2 separate regions of the Homo sapiens genome follow, and region 1 is linked to region 2. The links are chromatin contacts, found by Hi-C or POLR2A ChIA-PET in ENCODE. All regions are on one chromosome and are shown on one strand. The core of a region is the stretch at or near the end of the contact, and the rest is flanking DNA. Distances in the headings are between cores, read along the strand shown.

Region 1 (5,970 bases), core at 33-2,532, 250 kb before region 2:
ATTGCTCCGTGGGCTTTCAGCGGCGGTTTTTATCGCCGGCCGGGGTGTGCCTGTCTGCGGCTCGCCTCTCCTCCGGGACCGTAAAGCTGCTGCCGTGATTTATCCTCCCCTTCTCCCAAATCCGATTAAATGGAGGAGCTCGGGGCCGGGGCGCCGCGGGGCCCGGGAGCCGGGAGGGGGCGGCGGGAAGGACGGGGCCAAGGAGGGGAGGACAAACGGCCCCTCAGAGAGTGGCGGATTTGCCTTTATTTACAGCCGCGGCTTTCTTTTTATTTTTTATTTTTTATGGGGTTTGGTGAGCTTTTCCCGTCTTTCTCGTGCTGCGTTCAAGCACGATGCAGGGACGGCAGGGGTTTGGAACTGGATAGGCCTTGTCGCCCTGTTCCAAAGGGCAGGGCAGGTCCTGTCTGGGAGACAAGGAGGCCTAGGAAAGATGAGGGCCAGGAAGCCTCCCCCACCTCCTTCCATCAGGGGAAGGGCGAGCGAAAGGGGAGAGAAAACCCACGTTCAGGAGAGCATGGGGGCGGGAGGGGAGGGCGCTGCTTATCCCAACTCGCGTAGTTGAAACCTGAGCAGAGGCTCGGGCAAGCCTGGAGTGACCTCGCAACCTTACAGCGGGTCGCAGGTGCCCGTTATTCCTAGACTGTCCCAGGAGCCAGGAAAGAGGGATTCGGATCATATTTAACCCTATCTTCTGGCTCGCTGATGCTGCTTCTCTCATGGTTTATCACCGGAATGGAAAGGAGGAAACGGGGAGTGGGGGAAAGGGCGAAGCCACCAGAAGCAGCTGCGGCATTTTGCTGACTATTCGCCCATGGAGCCGGTTTGCCATCCAGTGATGCCAGAGTCCCGGCGCGACAGAAAGCAGGACTCCCAAGATCTTCCTCCTGCTGCATTTTAGGCACTGAACCCCAATCCCGACCGTATGTTAACACTGAATTCTGAGTAGGAGTTTTGTTTTGGCAGTGTGACGACTGCGCATGCTCGGAAAGGGGACGCAAGTCCGAGATCCCAAACGCGGTACAGACCAAACCGCAGTCCACGTTACGGATCGGCTTACTCCGCGGAGTTGGCCTCATTTCTGCAGTCGGCGCTCCCTGTAGTTTCTCCTCTCGAACGCCAGGTGGAGCAACCGGCCGGATACCGCCACAGCCCTGGCAGGCGGCGCTGTGATGCCTGAGCTGATCCTGTATGTTGCAATCACTCTATCCGTGGCTGAGCGACTCGTTGGCCCGGGTCACGCATGCGCTGAGCCTTCCTTTCGCTCTTCCCGCTGCTCCGCCCCTCTCTGTCTTCTCTGCAGTGGGAGCAGGTAAGGCCTTGGGACCTAGAGCCCTCTGTGCGCTGCGCACGCGCGCGGGACACCTCACCTTGCGCGGATGCTTTGAGGCGCTTACCTTGCGTGCTCCCACCCTGGTCCTCTCGCCCTTTCTTGCTTCCGCTATCCCTTAGCCTTAGAGTTGGCTCTTCCGCGTGCCGGTGACCTCCAACCGCGCGGGCCTGGCGCCATCTTGGATGTCTCGCAGGGGGAGGATACCTTGGAGCTGGCCAAAGTTAGATCCTGGAGTGCTGCTTTTCACCTGTTCCACCCAGTCCCTGCAAACACTCTTTTCTCGCCCTCTGGCCCTTTCAGATTGTGACAACCCCCAGGCTCTCCCCTCCTATCTCTGCTTTCTCTTCTCATCCTGACTTGTGCCTTCTTTATTCTGAAATCTCCAGACTTTAGGCCCCAGAACCTCAGGTGCTCCGAGCAATGGAGATAGTGGATCGTCTAAAGTCACCAATCCCTCTAGTCAGCACCCCTCAATTTAAAAAGTAAACCTTGAACATGGTAGAAGTGGGAAAAAAAGCCAAAACATCGCCTCCCGTTAGGTTGTGGCTTGGGATAGCTAAGGCAGAAGAGAGAGGCTGGTTGCTTTGGAATCACTAGTTATTTACCAGTACCTTTCTCGCATCCCGGCACGCTGGTGAAGTTGTAAAAGTCACAAATGGTGGGCTAGAGATGAGGGTTTCTGTTGAGGCAGCAGGCCCAGAAAGGTGGGGTAAGGCCAAGCTAGTGGGGCCAGCATGAGACCCTGCCTGCCAGCTTTCCTGTGAAGGATTAATTAACCTCCCCAGATTCTGCTGTTACAAGGAAAAGAAGGTTTAAGGAAAGGAATAGTTAAGTTACTACCCCTGTGACTCATCTACACTGAGGAAAAAGCCCGTGATGATTTTGGAGTCCTGATTCTGGATAGTGCCTTTGCCCAAGTTGTAGGCTAACAATTGCAGAGTTGCCATGGTTAGATAGCCAATGGTGGGATCACTTAATTGCCACCCCTTGTTGTGGGTTTATTATATGCCAGCACCACATTAAACTCTTTATGTATGTTAATTTGTAAATGAACATACTTAATCCCCCTAAGAGCTGCATTTTACAAAGAAGATAATAAGGTATAATTCCCTTAGAAAAGAACCACCCCTTCTTTTTCTAAAAGCCTTAAAGAACTATTGGATTTTGACCCAAGAAAACCTGAATAGTACGGCAGCAAAATTGGGTTAGAGTTACATATAGGCAAAAATCAGAGTTCTAGATAGGACAAGAGTTGAAGACATCCATTAACTTAAAAGTAATTAAGGCTGGGTGTGGTGGCTCACACCTGTAATCCCAACACTGGGAGGCCAAGGTGGGAAGATCTTTTGATGCCAGGAGTTCCACAATAGCCTGGGCAAAAAATAAATTAAGAGCAATTAAGATGTTGGATTCAGAAGTGTTTTAACCTGGGACAATCTGAGTTCAGTTCATTTAATGAAGTGGTATTTAATAGCCCTAAGCATTCACTGAGTATTTCAGCCTGTGACATATTAGAAAGCATGTAACTTAAAAGATCCAAGTTCAAGTCTATCCTCTACCACTACCACAGTTTCAAGACTGGGTTTAGGGTCACGCTCTTGCGTTAAGTATACCTAATAATCATCTGGGAAACTTGTTTGAAATACAGGGCACTTGAGCCTTATTCCCAGAGATCTTTTTTGTTTGTTTATAGACAGGGTTTCACGTTGTTGCCCATACTGGACAACTGGCGTGATCATAGCTCACTGAAGCCTCCAGCTCCTGGGTTCAAGCAGTCCTCCTGCCTCAGCTTCTGGAGTAGCTGGGACTACAGGTGCACTTCCACCTCACCTGGCTAATTTTATGTTTTGTAGAGATGAGGTCTTGATGTTTGCCCAGGCTGGTCTCAAACTCCTGGCTTCAAGTTATCTTTCCGCCCCAGCTTCTCAGTGTTGGGATTACAGGAATGAGCCACTGAACCTAGCTCCCCCAGAGATCTTGACCAGGAAGGTCCAAGTTGCGCCCAAGAATATGCATTTTTTAATACGTACACCACCCAGATAATTCTAGTTCAGATGGGCTTCTCACTTCACTTGGAGAAACCCTGCCTTTAGGTTTTTAACTCACCTTCTGTTTGAGGTAAGTTCACTTCTACCAACTTAGATACCTATAGGGTGTCAGATCTTCTTTAGATCTTGGGGAGACACAATTTAATACTTTTTTTTTTTTTTTTGAGACAGTTTCCCTCTTGTTGCCCAGGCTGGAGTACAATGGCGCAATCTTGGCTCACCGTAGCCTCTGCCTCCTGGATTCAAGCAATTCTCCTGCCTCAGCCTCCTGAGTAGCTGGGATTACAGGCATGCACCACCATGCCCGACTAATTTTGTATTTTCAGTAGAGACGGGGTTTCTCCATGTTGGTCAGCCTGGTCTCGAACTCCTGACCTCGTGATCTACCCGCCTCAGCCTCCTAAAGTGCTAGGATTACAGGCGTGAGCCACTGCGCCCAGCCACTAATACCTTTTGGATAGACTAATAACAGAGTTCCTCCTTGATCTTCCTCATCTTATTAATACAGGAAATTGAAGTATTTTCAGGAATCAGATACTTCCAGGGATCAGCAAAGAGATTGTTGGAGACCTTCCAGTGTCTTGGCCTTCAACAAATATCTCCCAAAACTACAAAGACTCTAAAGGGCAACTTTTTGTTTGTTTGTTTGTTTGTTTGTTTGTTTTGAGATGGGGTCTCGCTCTGTCACCCAGGCTGGAGTGCAGTGGCGTGGTCTCGTCTCACTGCAACCTCCGCCTCCTGGGTTCAAGCAATTCTCCTGCCTCAGCCTCCTGAGTAGCTGGGATTACAGGCGCGTGCTACCACACCTGGCTAATTTTTGTATTTTTAGTAGAGGTGGGGTTTCACCATGTTGGTCAGGCTGGTCTCGAACTCCTGACCTCGTGATCCGCCCGCCTCGGCCTCCCAAAGTGCTGGGATTACAGGTGTGAACCACGTGCCCAGCCTAAACGGCAACTTTTAAAGGTCCAGATGATGAAGTCTTGAGAAGCGTTCCTTTTGAATAAAAACTAAGGAAAACTTAGGCAAAAGACACTCTGGGAAAATTCCTGTGGCAACTGCAAATCATGAGGCTATGGAAATGGGTAACAGGTCTTACCTGAACCCAAGTGTTCACTTGTTCAGACCAGGGGAAGTCACTTCATTATAAGGAAATCTTGGGAGCTGTGTGGGGTTTCTGGAAGAAGTCATGACTTCAGGGTTTTAATTCTATTTCTGCCAATGACTTAAGGTCAGTCACTGTTTTCTGGGCCAGTTAAGCTTTCTAGGGCCCCTTTTCTGCTAATAAGGATATAGTTTAGTGAATAAGGAGCGTTTACAATACTGCTTCTGTAATTCCAGCTCTCCTGCCACAGCTCCTCACCCCCTGAAAATGTTCGCCTGCTCCAAGTTTGTCTCCACTCCCTCCTTGGTGAGTACCTGCTTTTCTGGGAGAGTTTTAAAGGAGAGACATCTTGTCTCTCTCTTTCCATCAGACCTTGTTCTTCACAGCAAGGCTGGGGGAGAGGAGGTCCAGGCGGGCAGATCACTTGAGGCCAGGAGTTCAAAACCAGCCTGGCCAACATGGCGAAACCCCATCTCTACTAAAAAAACGAAAACCAGTTGGGCATGGTGGCGGGCGCCTGTAATCCCAGCTACTCAGGAGGCTGAGGCAACAGAATAGCTTGAACCCAGGAGGTAGAGGTTGCAGTGAGCCAAGATCGCACCACTGCACTCCAGCCTGGGCGTCAGAGCAAGACTCTGTCTCAAAAAATAAATAAATAAGTAAATAAGTAAGAAAGATTCTTGGGGAGGGAAGGCCCTCTGCTATGATTGCGTAACAGGATAGAGTGAATGCTTGCTAGATACTCTCCTGCCCCATATCCCTTGGCGGCCAGTTAATTTTTTTTTTTTTTTTTTTTTTGAGACAGAGTTTCGCTCTTGTTGCCCAGGCTGCAATGGCGCGATCCACCACAACCTCCGCCTCCCGGGTTCAAGCAGTTCACCTGCCTCAGACTCCCAAGTAGCTGGGGTTACAGGCACCTGCCACCATACCCAGCTAATTTTTGTATTTTTAGTAGAGATGGGGTTACACCATGTTGGCCGGGCTGGTCTCAAACTCCTGACCTCGTGATCCGAGTAGAGACAGGGTTTCTCCATGTTGGTCAGGCTGGTCTTGAACTCCTGACCTCAGGTGATCCGCCGTCCTCGGCCTCCTAAATTGCTGATATTATAGGCATGAGCCACCGTGCCTGGCTGTGCCCAGTTAATTCTTACCCAGCCATCTTAGGAGAAGAATAGAGATGAGAATCTAGACCAAGATCAAGTTATTCCTACTCCTGAAACTATATGTCGTGTAAGCTGGCCATCCAGAGTGGTAAATATAAGTAGATTACATAACTTGGACTGAGTATGCACTGTGTGTAGGATCTTGTCCTGAGTTAGCCATAGCTAAGGAGTTCATTCTGGGACTTAAATTTGGATAGGAAGCTAAAATTTACATAAATACACATTGGAAAAGTATTTGACTCAGAAACAACAGTATGGAAGAAATTTTTGAAATAGTAGCTAGAGGAGGCGGTTGGTTCATTCACAAATAAAAAGGAGTACCAT
Region 2 (5,172 bases), core at 1-2,500:
TCCCCTCCTGAGAGCTTGCGTCTCAACCCACCCCCACCCTGGTCACAAGACCCCTTATCTCCCAGTCACCAGGGCAACCAACTTCCCAAGGCCAGGAGGAGGAAAGCGTGGGGCGGGAGTAGGGTGAGAACTGGCCCTGGTTCCACCTCTCATCCTAACCTGGGCCCCAGCCCCCATCAGGCTTCAGTACCCTTGGGTGGCTACCTGGGGCAGCCTGGGGACCCTGGGAGCCAGGAGTCCCAGGGCTCCCTGGAGGAGGCAGATGGCTGTAATTGGCATTGCAGAAGTCAGTGCCACAGGAGCAGGTGAAGAGAGTGGAGCCAGGGCTGGGGTGGGCTCGGGGACTTGGGTCACAGTGGAGGGACTCACAGCCTGGCTCATCACTGTCTCGGCATCCTGATGGGATGGGATTAGGGGAAGAGGAGAGAAAGGGGGGGCAAGGAAGAAAGCACAATGGGGTGTGGAAACAGAGGGTAAATCCCTTCTCTATCAGAGGCGTCCCTTCCAGCTCTCATGGGCTTTTCTTTCCCACCAGATGTTCTATTTCTCCCCTTCCCCCTTGGTTGCCACCCACACCCCAGGATGTGTCTGTCTCCCACCCTAGCCATCACCTGCCATATACTTTGCCATTCACCTTGCATTTCCACCTGTGCCCGGTCTTGGGTCAGGTTCCAGATCCCAAAGCAGCAGCGGCTGTAGAGGCAGCGGATAGCTCTGGGGAGCTCTGTGCCTGTATCTAGCAGCTCTCCCAGTGTCTTTGTGCTTCCCCGCACTCCAGGGGCCTCAAAGAACACACAGGTTCGCCTGTTTGGGGGTGCTGAGGCCCAGGGTGGGGAAAGGAAAAGATTCAAGGTGGGAGTGAATGCAGAGGCAAAAAACTGGCCAAAAGAATAGACAAAACATGTTCCACATCCCAGCGTCAGTATGGTAAAGCCACAGGAGGAAGCAGGGTCAGCAGAGGCCTGGAACCTGAGCCCTGCCATGGGGACACATGGCTCTATCCTTCACCCTTACTCACCCAGCCCACTCACCACTCTTCCAAAGGGGTGGCTCTTGCTTCAAGCGCCCCTTTCCCTTGCTGGATGGATGGAGAGACCCTTCCCCTCCCTGTAGACACTTACCTTCCACAGCTGTGGGAAGTAATGCCCAAAGCCCCAAAGACCCTAGCATCTTGCTGGAGGATGGCAGCAGCAGAAGGAGAAGAGCATAAGCCAGCACAGCTGCCCCTGGCCAAATCTTTCTTCAGATACAGGGCATCCTGGGGCTTCTGATCCCTCAGTCCCCAACTCCGCCCCCCTCATCCTATCCCAGCCTCTGTGGGGGAGAAGGCTGCTGTGGGGGAGAGGGTGGGTGTGGGGAAAGCAGGGAAAGAAAGGGAGGAGCAGAGAACCAATCTCATATCCTCTTCTCTTCTGCAACCTCCTCTTTGCTCTGCATAGTGAGAGGAGGGGAACTTGGAGGCCCAGCTGAGAACCCAGTGATGCCTAATTTCAAATCTTTGCCCTTCCCTGACCTTGGAAGAAGATGCTGGACTCTGTTGACTCTTCTCAGGAGGAAACCAATGTGAGGTCAAATGCTTAGAGCCATTCAGCTCTGCCCAAGATCCTTTCTAGCCTAAGATCTCTTTATATTCAGGGTTCATATCTGCAACTGCTTGGGCAGAGGAAGGCCTCACAGCCCATATTAGAGGTTACCTTGTTTTCCAACTTAAGAATCAGAAAGTATACAAAACTTACCTGAATTTTTAAAAAACACATTGAAAACAGTAACAATGGTAAATTTTGCTATGTGGATTTTTTTTTTTTTTTTTTTGAGACGGAGTCTCGCTCTTCTCCCCCAGGCTGGAGTGCAGTGGCACGATCGCAGCTCACTGCAACCTCCGCCTCCTGGGTTCAAGCTATTCTCCTGCCTCAGCCTCCTGAGTAGCTGGGATTACAGGCGCCTGCCACCACACCTGGCTAATTTTTGTATTTTTAGTAGAGACGGGGTTTCACCATGTCAGCCAGGCTAGTCTCGAACTCCTTACCTCAGGTGATTTGCCCGCCTCGGCCTCCCAAAGTGCTGGGATTATAGGCGTGAGCCACCATGCCTAGCCGTGGATTTTACTTAAAAAAAAAAAACACATTGGTTCACAGGCTGAACAAATACCCATTATTAAGGAGGTAACAAATTTCTTATCAAGCACCTACTATGTGCTGGGGCACAGCTAGGGCTATGCATTTTACAATCATCTCATCTAATTCTCCCCTGAAATATTTATTATTATTATTTTATTTATTTATTTTTTGAGACCGAGTGTCGCTCTGTCACCAGGCTAGAGTGCAGTGGTGCCATCTTGGCTCACTGCAACCTCTGACTCCCTGGTTCAAGCGATTCTCCTGCCTCAGCCTCCCGAGTAGCTGGGATTACAGGCACGCACCACCATGTCCAGCTAATTTTTGTATTTTTAGTAGAGACAGGGTTTCACCATGTTGGCCAGGATAGTCTCGATCTCGTGACCTCGTGATCTGCCCGCCTTGGCCTCCCAAAGTGCTGGGATTACAAGTGTGAGCCACTGTGCCTGGCCTATTATTTTTATTATTTCCATTTTATAGGTAAGAAAACTGAACTTACGTAAGTCGCCCAAAGTCATTCAGCTAGGAAATAGCAGAGCTGGAATTTGAACTTAGGCAGGTCTGACTCCAAAGTCCAGGTTCTAGTCTTATTTTTATTATTATTTTTGTACTTTTAGTAGAGACGGAGTTTCACCATGTTGGCCAGGATGGGGTCGATCTTTTTTTTTTTTTTTTTTTTTTTGAGATGGAGTCTTGCTCTGTCGCCCAGGCTGGAGTGCAGTAGCGCGATCTCGGCTCACTGCAAGCTCTGCCTCCCGGGTTAACGCCATTCTCCTGCCTCAGCCTCCCGAGCAGCTGGGACTACAGGCGGCCGCCACCACGCCCGGCTAATTTTTTGTATTTTTAGTAGAGACGGGTTTTCACCGTGTTAGCCAGGATGGTCTTGATCTCCTGACCTCGTGATCCGCCCGCCTCGGCCTCTCAAAGTGCTGAGATTACAGGCGTGAGCCACTGCGCCCGGCCGAAGGGGTCGATCTCTTAACCTCGTGATCCCTCCGCCTCGGCCGCCCAAAGTGCTGGGATTGCAGGCGTGAGCCACCGCACCCGGCCGGCTCTATTCTTTGTATTACACTATACTGCCTGAAAGACGTACAAAATTCAACAATGAAAAAAAATTACCACTTAATACTATACTTGGACATTTGAATTTAAATTGTTGAGAAAATATGCATCATTACCTGCCAACAGGCCACTAACTAAAAAGGGAGGGTACAGTTCAAACTATCACCACCAGAGGTCAGCAGAGGAGAAATTCCCTGCTGCGGTGAGAGGGCAGAAAGTACCTCCTCTGATGACTAATACATATAGTATACCTCCTACATTTACTAAGCTTCAGGGACTATAAAATGTGAAGGGCGGGCACAGGATGTGGAGAGTTTCAGCATGGAGTTGGGAGGAGAGGGCTATGGCTTGTTCTGCAGTAGAGACAGAGGAGTCCAACTCCACCAGACTCTTTCCCAGAGTAAGAAACAACAGAAATAGGTAATCACTTCCACACCTGTGAGCCACTGGCTCCTTGAGAATTAAGAGTCAGAGGGGACTTGTTCTCTGTTTCCCTAGCTTTCTGTCCCCCTAGTGGCTTCCTGGAAACCCTTTCTTGGAATGATCTGGCTTAGACCAGGGAGGACAGTCTGAGTACCGACATTTTTTTTTTTTTTTTTTTTTGAGACGGAGTCTCGCTCTGTCACCCAGGCTGGAGTGCAGTGGTGCGATCTCGGCTCACTGCAACCTCTGCCTACCGGGTTCAAGCGATTCTCCGGCCTCAGCTTCCTGAGTAGCTGGGACTACAGGCGCATACCACCACGCCCGGCTAATTTTTGTATTTTTAGTAGAGACGGGGTTTCGCCATGTTGGCCAGGCTGGTCTCAAACTCCTGACCTCAGGTAATCCGCCCCCCTCGGCCTCCCAAAGTGCCGGGATTGCAGACGGGAGCCACTGCGCCCAGCTTGAGTACTGACTTTTTGATTCTGGGGTCTTTCTTCTGGGAAACCTGCATGAAAGGAAGAGATAGTAAAAGTTCCAGTAGTTGTGAAACAGCAGCGGGAGGAATGACCAGGGCTCGAGATAGCCGCCCATCCTTCTTTGGACCCTTCCAGGAGTCTGCAGGGCCTTGCCAGTGAGATGGAATGTTGTGCTTCCAGCTACTTTCCTTCACTAGCCCCAGATCAGATAAGTCTGGGGTGGTGTGTGTGGTGGGGTGTGAGGGGAGATTTGAAGGTGAAATAGCTTCTTTTGTCTGGAATGTCTCAGGAGACTATCTCCTCCAGAGTGGGAGCAGCGTAAGGATCAGGCAGAAAGGCAGTCTCCTCACCCAAAGCTTCGGATAACTAATTCTTTCCAAGATAGAAACATTCCAGTCAGGTTTATGGGAACTATACCTGCTCTGGGCTGTTAGGTTTTAGAGTTAAGATGGTGATAGAGGCTGGGCGCTGTGGTTCATGTCTGTAATCCCAGTACTTTGGGAGGCCAGGAGTCCCCCTGGGTAACATAGCGAGACCCCCACCTATATTATTTTTAAAAAAAAATTTCCTTTTTTTTTGAGACGGAGTCTCACTCTGTCATTCAGGCTGGAGTAAAGTGGTGCAATCTCCGCTCACTGCAACCTCCGCCTCCTGGGTTCAAGCAATTCTCCTGCCTCGGCCTCCCAAGTAGCTAGGATTACAGATGCCTGTCACCATGCCTGGCTAATTTTTTGTATTTTTAGTAGAGATGGGGTTTCACTATGTTGGCCAGGCTGGTTTCAAACTCCTGATCTCAGGTGATCCACCGCCTAGGCCTTCCAAAGTGCTGGGATTACAGGCGTGAGCCACTGCGCGGGGCCAAAAAAAATGTATTTCATTAGGTGCTGGGCCTACAAAGATAGAGGTGTGATTACTGCCCTCTGGGAACTCATAGTGTAGAAATGCAGGTGGATATTGACAAGCAACCGGAAAACTGTGTTTCCTACTAGGGGCATGAGGAAGGAGCTATACAAATAGATCAAGTAAGCTAATTCTGCCTAGGGCATAGAAGAAAGGTGCCCAGAGAGTTTCACAGAGAAGGGGATATTTAAATAGTC

What was found. A loop is a pair of places that touch in the nucleus more often than their neighbours do. ChIA-PET counts read pairs that join two places held with the same protein, here RNA polymerase II (POLR2A). Pooled maps may share reads with other maps.
Region 1: a pooled map shows a loop between it and region 2 (4-fold over the local background). The contact joins the promoter of ATP5MC2 here to the promoter of AMHR2 in region 2. A Hi-C loop is called at or near these places in 6 of 50 pooled maps. POLR2A ChIA-PET finds 5 or more read pairs at or near these places in 4 of 52 experiments (WTC11, activated CD8-positive, alpha-beta memory T cell, activated naive CD8-positive, alpha-beta T cell and 1 more).

The regions. Positions count from the first base shown.
Region 1 is chr12:53,671,395-53,677,364 of GRCh38, reverse strand. ATP5MC2 (ATP synthase membrane subunit c locus 2) reads left to right here and starts at 1,282. Exons shown (of 5, transcript NM_005176.7): 1 at 1,282-1,312; 2 at 4,720-4,789. The coding sequence starts at 4,751. RefSeq lists enhancers at 791-1,020, 1,131-1,580.
Region 2 is chr12:53,419,933-53,425,104 of GRCh38, reverse strand. It overlaps AMHR2 (anti-Mullerian hormone receptor type 2), which reads right to left and starts at 1,250. Exons shown (of 11, transcript NM_020547.3): 1 at 1,122-1,250; 2 at 635-817; 3 at 205-396. The coding sequence starts at 1,170. RefSeq lists a cis regulatory region at 3,163-3,681 and an enhancer at 3,366-3,932.